2 separate regions of the Homo sapiens genome follow, and region 1 is linked to region 2. Evidence: chromatin loops called from intact Hi-C (ENCODE). Cell type or tissue: heart left ventricle. All regions are shown on one strand. Links, peaks and the distances in the headings refer to the core of each region. The heading gives the core; the rest is flanking DNA.

Evidence for each region. Peaks named below come from ENCODE experiments on the same cell type or tissue, not always from the same donor. Only the 100,000 strongest peaks of a DNase experiment are listed, where the experiment ranks them.
Region 1: it touches region 2 in a loop (8-fold over the local background); 2 of 110 quality-filtered maps call a loop at or near these places.

The regions. Positions count from the first base shown.
Region 1 is chr16:9,645,698-9,651,077 of GRCh38, forward strand. No RefSeq gene overlaps it. Among named protein-coding and RNA genes, the nearest start is that of LINC01195, 190 kb to the left of the region's middle. In heart left ventricle, for the core only: a CTCF peak has its summit at 2,591 (motif pointing right); no DNase peak of the experiment used is centred there.
Region 2 is chr16:9,255,707-9,261,086 of GRCh38, forward strand. No RefSeq gene overlaps it. Among named protein-coding and RNA genes, the nearest start is that of LINC02177, 97 kb to the right of the region's middle. RefSeq lists an enhancer at 2,786-3,080. In heart left ventricle, for the core only: CTCF peaks have their summits at 584, 2,932 (motif pointing right) and 3,132; a DNase peak (open chromatin) is centred at 2,934; H3K27me3 peaks cover 841 bases.

The sequences.
Region 1 (5,380 bases), core at 270-5,269, 390 kb after region 2:
ATAAAAATACATGTGTGACATACAGAAGGATTTCAGCACCAAATTTAATGGATGACTTTATATGTTTTTTTTAATCACCTTCAGAGAGGTATCATCTCTGATTAATCCCTCCCTGCTTTTCAGCACACTTCTCTTGGTTCTGAGATGCTGAATTTTTTGACTGTTCTCCTCCAACTCTCTGGCTTCCTCTTTGCCACCTCTGCCCTCTCTCCTTGGCCTCTCTGAGGTGGATGTACCCAGGGCACAGTCCTGGGCTTTCTTATCTCTGAACATTGTTCCAAGGTGGTCCTATTTATATGTGTGGTTTCAAATATCATCTACTCACTGAAGGCATCCAAATCTATGTCCCCTGCACTCACCAGTCCCCTGACCGCCAGAATCATAACTCTGCCTGCCTAATCAACATCACCAGTAGGGTGTGTAGAAGGCATCTCAAATCTACCGTGCTCCGAAACAACCCCAACTCAGTTTTGTCCTCTCCAGGTCAGAATGGCACCTCCATCCACTCAGTTGCTTTTATTAAATTCTCCCAAATCCATTCTTAATATCTTTATATCATTCAAACCTGTATGCCCTTCATCCAATTTCTAAAGGGGGCTTGGTTCCTTTCCCTAAACCATTACATCTGTGCACTTTTCTCCATAAATGTTGGTGTCATCCTAGGCTAACCTTCCATCATCTCTCGCCTGGATGACCTTAAGAGCCTCCTAATTGGTCTCCTTGCTTCTATTCTTGTTGCTCAATAATCCATTCTTGACACAGCAGAGAGAATAATTTCTTTCTTTCTTTCTTTCTTTTTTGAGACAGAGTCTCGCTGTCTCCCAGCTGGAGTGCGGTGGTACGATCTCGGCTCACTTCAAGCTCCGCCTCCCAGGTTCATGCCATTCTCCTGCCTCAGCCTCCCGAGTAGCTGGGACCACAGAATAATTTCTAAAAATACAACTCAGATCATGCTACCCCATGCTTAGCATCTTTTAACAGGTGCGCATTACACACAATATAAGCCCAAATTTCTCAGCATGATCTACAAAGCCATACATTCCTCTCTACCCACGCTGTAACCACACTGGCTTTCTTTCTATTCCATAACTCACTGAGCACACTCCCTTCTTATGGCTTCTAACGTTTAATTTTATTAATCATTTCTTCTTTTTAGGGTATTCCTCATGGCTGGTCCCTTCTTTTTATTCTGATCTTGGCTCAAATTTTACCTCCCCAGGTAAAACTTTACCTACTCTGATAACTAAAGAAAACTTCCATCAATATCCTTGCTTTATTATCTTCATATCCTTATAGCCTTCTAAAAGCATCTTCTTTATTCATATATTTTCCTCATATTATCTGTATTCTACTAAAATGTAAGCTCCATGAAGACAGAGAACTTAGCTGTCTTGTTATCACTGTATCTATAGCACTGAAGTATTACCCAGTGCATGTTAATTATTCAATAAATATTTATAAGATTAATTAGGTGCTTAACTAATACATAGAATATACAATTAACTTATATGGCATAGAAGCACATATAATCACTAACAATACCAAAAATAATTCATGCTATTTTTTTGTGCCTAATCAACAATCCATCAAAATCCCTATATTTCAGTGACATTAGAACAAACAAGTTTCTCAGAGTTCATAGAATTGCCCACCTTTCAGTGAACTCAGGAATACTATTTTATTTGAGAGTTACCCAAGGCAATTCTTGTCTTGAGCTGATGTCAAATGCAGTAAAAACTCACAGGTGATTTTTAATTGAATTGAATTCATTGCATATTTCCTGAACACTTATCATGTATCAGCTGCAGTGCTAGACCTTGCAGACAGAGGTTAATAATAAGTGGTATTTGGGGGTGAGTTTATATTTTGTTTTACATATGTGTGCAGCAACAATCAAGGCTGAGATGAAGGTGGAATTCAGTCCTGCCTCTTCATGTCTGCTGGAGTGATACGGCAAGGTCCACAGATGCCTTAATCATAGGTAGAAAGGAGGTCTCTGAGTAGAAAGAATTGAAATGCTCAGATAAGCTGACAAGCTCTACTGCCTTGACACCCCTCCAACATCTTGCTTCTAAAAGTGGGGTCTGCAGGCAAGCAGCATTGGCCTCAGCTAGTGGTGCAGAACCTCAGGTGCTACCCCAGGCCTGATGAATCAGAATATCCAATCAAGCAAAACCCCCAGGTAATCTGTGTTCATATTAAAGTTTGGGTAGTACTTCATTAACAACGTCACATAAATGGGCTCAAGGCATTCTCTCCTCTGGTGCCCCGATCGGGTCTCACTTCCCTACAGACCACTGGGCAAGCAAGGACTGTGGTGGTGTTCTGGGAGCACCACCCAGGTGGGGATCCCTGGCTGGGAGTACACTTGTTCATGGGTCATCAGCCCTGAGGATTCCCAGCCATATCTGAACAGCCCTGGGCAGGAAGTGTGAGATGGGACAAGAGGGAGTGGTGTTCAGCTTATTATGGTAGCTAAGGAGACGCCTAAGGGAACTCGAGTGACCTACGTGAAGTGTCAAGGATAGATTTTGACAGTTCCATTTATTTATTCAATAACGGCTTATGGAACATCTGCTATACACCAATAGAGGGAGGCAGAGAGCATGGTGAATGCAACATTGCATAATGGTGTTGGGAAAAGTGTCCCGATTTCAAGGAAGCTGACAGCCAGTCTCTGTCATTTCCTAGCTAGGTAACTTTGAGTAAATTACTCAACCTCTTTAGATTTTATTTTCCTACAGTGCAAAATCAGGGTAACAATAGTTGCTGTCTTTTAAAATGGTTGCATAACTGAATGAAACAATGCATACAAATTGCAAAGCTCAGTGCCTGAGCCACATTATAAAAGATCAATAAATGTTAGCGGCTGCTGTCACCACTACTACAAACCCTGGATGCTAGATGCTAGGGCAGTGGTTCTCAACCTTGGCTGAGTGAATGTCAAAGTTACCTGGGGAACGCAGTACACTGTTGGTAGGAATGTAAATTAGTGCAACTGCTATGGAAAATAGTGTGGAGGTTCCTCAAAAAACTAGAAATAGATATATGATTTGATCCAGGAATCCCATTGCTGGGTCAATATCCAAAAGGAAGGAAATCAGCATATCAAAGTGATATCCACACTCTGATGTTTATTACAGCACTATTCACAGTAACCAAGGTATGGAATCAACCTAAGTGTCCATCAATGGATGAATGGATGAAGAAAATATAACATATGTATGGAATGGAATACGACTCAGCCATTGAAAGAATGCAACCCTGTCATCTGCAGCAATATGGATGAAACCAGAGGTCATTATGTTGAGTGAAATAAGCCAGGCCCAGAGAGACGAATAGCATATGTTCTCACTTATACATGGGAGCTTAAAAGGTTGATCTCATGGAGGTAGAGAGTAGAATTATGGTTACCAAAGACTAGGAAGTAAACAAGACAGGAGGGATGAAGAGAAATTGGTTAATGGGTACAAAAATAAAGTTAGATAGAAGACATAAGTTCTGATGTTTGATAGCACAGCAGGATGACTATAGTAAATAATTTATTGTATATTTCAAAATAGCTAGAAGATTTGGAATGTTCCCAGCAGAAAGAAATGATAAATGTTTGAAGTGATGGAATTCCTAATTACCCTATTTTGATCATAACACATTGCATGCAGGTATCAAAATATCACAAGTACTCCATAAATATATACAACTATTATATATCAATAAAAAATGGAGAGGAAAACAACTGAAGTTATTTGGGAGCTTTTAAAATTTGCTGATTCTTAGCCACATCCCAGGCCAACTAAATCATAATATTTGGGGATAAAAGCCAGACATCAGTATTTTTTAAAGCTCCTCAGTTGATTCTGTAACCAAGTTCGAATCCAGCTGCTCACTGCTCAAAAGCCAAAATGTGAGAAGTGAGGTGCAGTGAAAGGAAAGCAGCTTTATTCAAACACTAGCACTTGGGAGATGGTTGGACTCAAGCCCCAAATAAAACATCTCAATATTTTAGGCAAGGGAGTGGATTTAAGAAGGGAAAATCTACATGGAAAGCATGCAGGTGTGGTGCAGTCTTGTGTGTCTTGTTCCGACGGCCATCTTGCATTATTGTCCACCTGGAGTGAGGCCTGGTGCCATCTTGACAATGCTTGGGTTGTAATAATAGATTAATCACTTTGAGGTAATCTCTAAATGGGGAGAATTCCACTGCTGGGTCTTCCCGTCTGGTTTAAGATTAGCCCCTGGAATTTCTAAGCAAGCACATCATTAGATAAGCAAGCACTGTGAAAGAGAGTGCCTGGTGGGAAAACAAAGAAAGAGTTTCAAAATACATTTCAAGGCTTAGACAAGAAGAGACAGAAAAAAAAGTTCTTTACAATGCATTTTAAAGCCAAGCCACTCAGATACAATTCCAAGGTGTAGCCAAAGTATACCTTGTACCATGGAATCTAAGATGATTTTAGGAAAGTTCACCTTCTCTCTGGGGTGCTCACAGTCTTCCAGAGAAGATCAATATGCAAAGAGATAATGATAATTCTATGTTCCAAATATGTGCAAGGAGATATGAAAAAATGACAGCAGGACTGCTCAGTCTAAAAGCCATGTCAGGTAGCAGGAAAAAAGTACCTCACACTATTTTTCTTGTTTTTTATGTAAAAGAAAGTGACTGCCCATGCATGACACATAGTCTGTGGGAAAAAAAAAAAGGTGATTCTCACAGCAAAATGTAAGTAGGTCATTGCAACCCAGACTGACTCCAGCCACTGGCAGTTCTAAAGAGGTCCTGGTTGTTCATTAACCTCTGGGTATCTCAGCTTACTCCTTTGTGAGATAAGTGGGTAACGGTGATGCTCTCTAAGGACCTGCCAGAGGGTGAAGAGCAGAGCCACCATTACCTGCCCCAAAGAGGTGTTAAAAGATTCAGTTAGATGCAGAAACCTGGAGATGGTCTGCAGTCCAGGAGAGGTACATGAGATAGGTATGATCCCTTGCTCATCAGCAGTGTGGCGCACCAGCAATCTGTGATTCCTCTAATTGCTTTTGGTCAAAGAGTCTTGATAAGTCAATCCCCCAATTCAGAGTTCACACCAAGAACAAAGAAACCAGATAAAACTGGTTCGACAGCCGGGTGCGGTGGCTCAAGCCTGTAATCCCAGCCCTTTGGGAGGCCGAGGCAGGTGGATCACAAGGCCTAGAGTTGGAGACCATCCTGGCCAACATGGTGAAACCCCATCTCTACTAAAAATAGAGGTGCGTGCCTGCAGTGCCAGCTACTCAGGAGACTGAGGCAGGAGAATCGTTTGAACCTGGGAGGCACAGGTTGCCGTGAGCTGATGTTGTGCCACTGTACTCCAGCCTGGTGACAGAGTGAGACTCCGTCTCCAAA
Region 2 (5,380 bases), core at 248-5,247:
CTCAGCAGCTGGACTTGCAGAGAATAACATTCTTGCAGCAATATTATGTGTCCTGAGTGCATTTTCCCCCCTGACTTTTCAACTCTTTTTTAGTTGGGTGTGACAAGAATGATGAAGTTCATATGATCAACATTCACAATCCAGTTTCAGCTCTGCCACCTTGGAATTGGGCAGCTTTGAGTAAAATATGTAATTATGAAGCCTCACCTTCCTTATCTGCAATTTGCAGATGATAATAATATCTGTTTCCAGGGTTAATGTGTGGGCAAAGGAAGATAATTCGTGAAGGCCCCTAGCACATTATTAAGTCTTGAGTGAGCTTTATATTGTAAAGTGGTATTGCAACGTCTATTGTAGTGGTTTTGTATCTGACACTCTTGTTGGTATGTATTAGACATATGTCCGTTCATTCCACTATCTGTCCATATTATTCCCTGTCTGTTCCTTGTCCTCCTCCATTGCCTTTAAGGCACAGCTAAAGCTCCCCCTCCCCACTGATCTGCCTTTTCCTGTTTTCTAGCATTTCAGAGGCTGCCACATTGGTCAACCCCAGAGGCAACTTCACCTGCTTTTCTGAAGCCGTCCTCCAGGGGCGCCATTCCCATAGACTACAAGGTGAGAGGTGGCGCCCCTGGAGTCGTGGCACCTGGTGTCCTATTTCTCCAGTCACATAAGGGGCCAAACTTGCCTTCTGCAGGAGACTGAATGCTTCTGAGAGCAGAGGCTATGCCTTAAGCACCATCGTGTGCCTGGCATGCATTAGGTGCTCAGTCCACGTGGGTGGAATGAATGGAGAATAGGAAAGGGCTGAGGTACCATCTGATTTTTCCCAGGAATTGGGGCAGTGTTGATGGTCAGTGATGGGGTAAAATACTGAAAACCACATGGATGAATAATGCAATATGGTAAAAATAAAGTCAGATAGAAAACTTCACATCCCCTTTCCCTCCATCTCTATCCAGGAGGGCTCTGAATGCTCATCAGTGGCCTAATGGCTTCCTTTAGTGCCCTCCATGGTCAGCTCAACAGGATGCAACAGGGTTTTACCACCTCTGGACTAGTGGTGTCTTGGGCCACATCGTTCTTTGTGGTAGGGGCTGTTCTGCGCACTGTGGGATGTTGAGCAGTGTCCTTGGCCTCTACCCACCAGATGCCTGTAGCAACATCTCTCTCACCCCCTGGTTATGACAACCAAACATGTCTCCAGACATTGCTGGCTATTTCCTGGAGGACAACATTGTATCAGTGAAGAAACAGTGAGATATTAAACAGTTGTACCTGCAGGTCCCCGACTAGGTGACAGCCATCTGCAAGCAAGGTAAAAGATAGGAAAAGTGAGCCTGTCATTTTACCTATATTTAATTTAGCATTTTGAGGCTTGGCATGGTGGCAGCAGGGATGGATAGCCTTCCAATGACCTGTCCAAAATCTTAAGGCATGAAATTGGACCTTGGCTGACATGGACAATGGCTAATTTGTTGTTGTTGTTGTTTGTTTGTTATTAGGTGAATAGTGACTTGGTTGCTTTGGAAAGCAGCGGGAAGGGAAGGAACTTGAGAGATTTCTAGGATTCTGGAGATGGTGCAGTCTGGTAAAGCTTCTGTCTTTGGGTCAGGTTGACCTCCAGGGCACTGGCATGTCACGTGGCCTGCAGATCTCTCAAGAGTCTTCTTTTCTTTCCTTTCTTACCTGATTAACAGCTTTGTGGGCTCCACTAGAGTCAGATCTTCTAGGAAGGCTTCTCTGGTGCCTATCCTGTCAAGCTAGATCGGGGACCTTCTGTGATCCCATATCCCTCTCCTCCACCCCATATTTATTCCGTCACAGTCCTTAATGTATAGGGGTCCACGTGGCTACCTGTCAGTCTCTGCCACATGGCCATGAACTCTATGTCTCACTTACGTTTGCACATCCAATGCGCAGCATAAGGGCCTGACACATAGTAGGTGGTCATCTCTTCAGTTTCCTACCAGGGGCTAACTAAGCTCTTTGCACAATGGTAATCAAACAAATGGCAGTCCCCAGCTCATGGAGCAGAGTTTCATGTGTCACGATCCTGAGCCTATCCTCATCCATCTCCTGGAATCTGTAGAACACTCTGGGAGTCTGATGTCCCCCAGGCCAGGAAACAGAACCACTGAGTCAAAGGATATCAGATTTCTTCTTGGATCCTCATATAACCTTGTGAAGCAGGATCTATGAGGAACACACCCATTTTATCATCGAGGAGACTGAGACCCAGAGAGGTTAAATGACCTGCTCAAAGTCAGACAGTGAATTGGCAGCAGAGTGTGGGTGAACCTGGGACTTTGAACTCTTGATTAATGCTTTGTTTGGGTTCTGGGTGTAGAGGACAAACTCTGGAGTTGCAATCATGGCTCTGGTAGGTACCAGCTCTATGACCTTGGCCAAGTCACTTAACTTTCCCAACTCTTGATTTCCTCATCTGTAAAATGGGCATCATTCTAAATGTCTTTGTAGGGTTATTTGTAAGCATCAATGAAATGATCCATATGAAGAAAGCTCTTGATCCACATGAAGAAAACTCTCCCAGGACACAGTTGCTGCCATGTATAAAACCCAAATACTCCTTTGCAGGGTGCAGTGCAGAACCCAAAGGGATCCATGATCTCATGGCCAGAACAGCCTCCAGGAAGAAGATGCACAGCTTCCTGAAACCGCACATCCCTCCTTCCTCCTGGGAGCCCAAATTCCAAGAAATGCAGCTAAAATTGGCCCTCAAACAGCTTTTGCAGAGCACGTCGCAGCTTTTTTTGGGTCTAGAGAGCCAGTTTCCATGATGAAAGTGGCACAGAAGGAGAGACCCAGCTAAAAACAGCCACCGCCCAGACTGGTGTTAACAGAATGCAGCCTACCCTGTTGTTTTGGGGGTTTAGACGCTTCGACTTCCGCAGCAGACCTCCACATTGCCACTAGGTGGTAGTATCGCAACACCTGGCAGGAACTGCACCCCAGGACCTTGACAAAGGGGCTGGGAGCCACTTCTGAAAATCATGCCCATCAAATACGCACCAGCTACAAAATTCTGCACCAGATTATTTCCCTTTTATTTGGGGGCATTTATTTGCATTACATGGGCTCTGTGGAAGTGTCTCGTCTAAGGGCTTAGTGCTTTAGTGTCTCAGAAGCAAAGCGAAAGAATTGTCCATGGGTAACATCCTAGCCACATGGCCCCGTGGGTGTCCCTACTGCTAGCAGATATGTGATCCCTGCAGCCCACTTCACTTAGGAGGTTCATGATGCCTTGAGTCCAATGTAGTTGAAGAGCTTGCCTCGATTAGGAGGACGCATAGCTTGCCTAGGTGGTCCGTTGCTGTCCTCTTTGAGTGCAGCGATGGAGTTCTAGCTCTGCAGTGTGGCTGCCTTGTGCTGAGGCCATTAAATCGTCTGGAGAACGGGGGCACTCGTGAAGCCTGCCTCATGGCTGGTCCTTCCCCTGCGAGGAATGGATGAGTGACAGATGGAGGTTTCTTAGGTGGTGTCTGGCTCATAGCAAGGGCTCAAATGTTAGCTCCTTTTGCTATTTTCTCAGTATCTCCAGTGACTAGTGTGTTTTAGTCACTCAACCAAATGGTAGCACAGTGATCCTCACTGTCCTCGTTTAGGTGACAACAGACGTTAGAGGAATGAGTTCATGGTCTCGATTTTCAAAGTGTGGTCCTGGGCTGGCAGCATCGGCACCACTGGGCTCTTGTTGGAATTGCAAGGTCTGGGCCTCTAGTTCAGCCTGCTGCAGCAGAATCTTACTTAACAGCCTCTCTAGGGGGTTTGCGACACATTGAGGTTTGAGGAGTGCTGCTCTGAAGCTCCTTCTGGCTCCCGAATGCAGGGATTCACCCCAGCCTGGGGTGAGCTCTGTCTCTCAGATTCATATCTTTGGGAACAACAGCAGCCAGTCCAGCCCTGCATTTTAACCTTTTACTCTTGCTTTTCCCAAATGTTGTCTCCAGATGCCTCTGCGCTTGGGTGTGTTGGGGTGGGAGGGTGGGGCGATGGGGAGTCGATGGGGGGCCTCATGCTGCCGCAGATTCGGATTTTGCTGGGCTCAACATGCTTTCCCTGAGCTTCCAGATCCAGATCCTCACTCCCCAAGATCCTGCCAGCTTCCCTGTCTTTGCCTACAGCATCCTCTTCATCACCCCAGTGACCAGAAAATGCACTGTTTCCAACCAACCCCTCCTTTTCCCTCACTACCTTGGCCACCAAAGCATCTCTTGCACCCCAGTTTTTCTCTTTGGGTGCCGCTGCTCTGGCTCTTGGTTGTCTAGAACTTTGGGAGCCACCCCAAATCTCCTAAAGGTCCCCCTGACCCCACTTCTCCTCCCCCAGCTCCTGATCTTATCTCACACATTTCTGTCTGATGGAGTCCTCCAAGCTGACCCTTGCACTTTAATGTCCAACATAGAGCTTCCCACTGCTGATTCAAGGTCTGCCCTCCCTTGCGTGGTAGCCAAGGCCTTCTGTGATCTCCTAACGACCTCCAAGTTACCTTTGCGGCTTCATCTCCAGCTTTTTCCTCTCTTATTCTAGATCAGGGGCCTTCGGGCCAAATCTGGTTTGCAGCCTGCTTTTGTAGATAGTTTGATTGGAATCCAGCCACCCATGTGTTTACTGATTGTCTATGTCTGCTTTCACAGTATCAGGGCAGAGTCGAATTGTTTCAACAGAGACTGCATGGCCCACAAGGCCTGAAATGTTTACTCTCTGGCTCTGTGCAGAGAAAGAGTGCTGACCAGATCTAGATCCAGCCAAATGGCACCATGCACTTGGTCCCTCACACACATCCTGGCCTTTACCATAACCTGGTTTGGCCCTGGGGGGTCTGTCGATTTGCAAAGTCCTGGCTCATTTCTGCCCATAGTAATTTTTCCCCACCTGGAAGGTCCACCTCCAGTGCCACCGAATTTGGCATTCTTTCAGCAAACATTTATGGAAATCTGGCAGGTGCCTGGCATGTTGTGTGCTGGGGAGAGGTCCTTGCTCTCAGGGAGCTGGTGCTGGAGTTGCTGACCTGGCCCCCGTTCAGAAGCACCTCTAGAACTTCATCGTGAGAGCTCTTGGCCTTTCATTTTATTATTGTCATGTCTTATTGGCCTTGAGGCCAGGTGCCTGCCTCCTATTTCTGTAGCACTTGGCACAATGCCCAGCACACAGGGAAGGTCATTATAGTCCATTGGAATAAATGAATGAATCTCTCTTCTCCCCAGAGTCCTTGTCCGGGTTATCATGCTGGGGGCTGGATTCCACCTCCCCTGTGCTTCCAGCTGTTTCTGGAATCCCATTTCAGGCCAGATGCTATTTACATCCATGCTTCTCAAACTTTCACGTGCAAAGGAACCACTGGGAAACTGTGTTACAA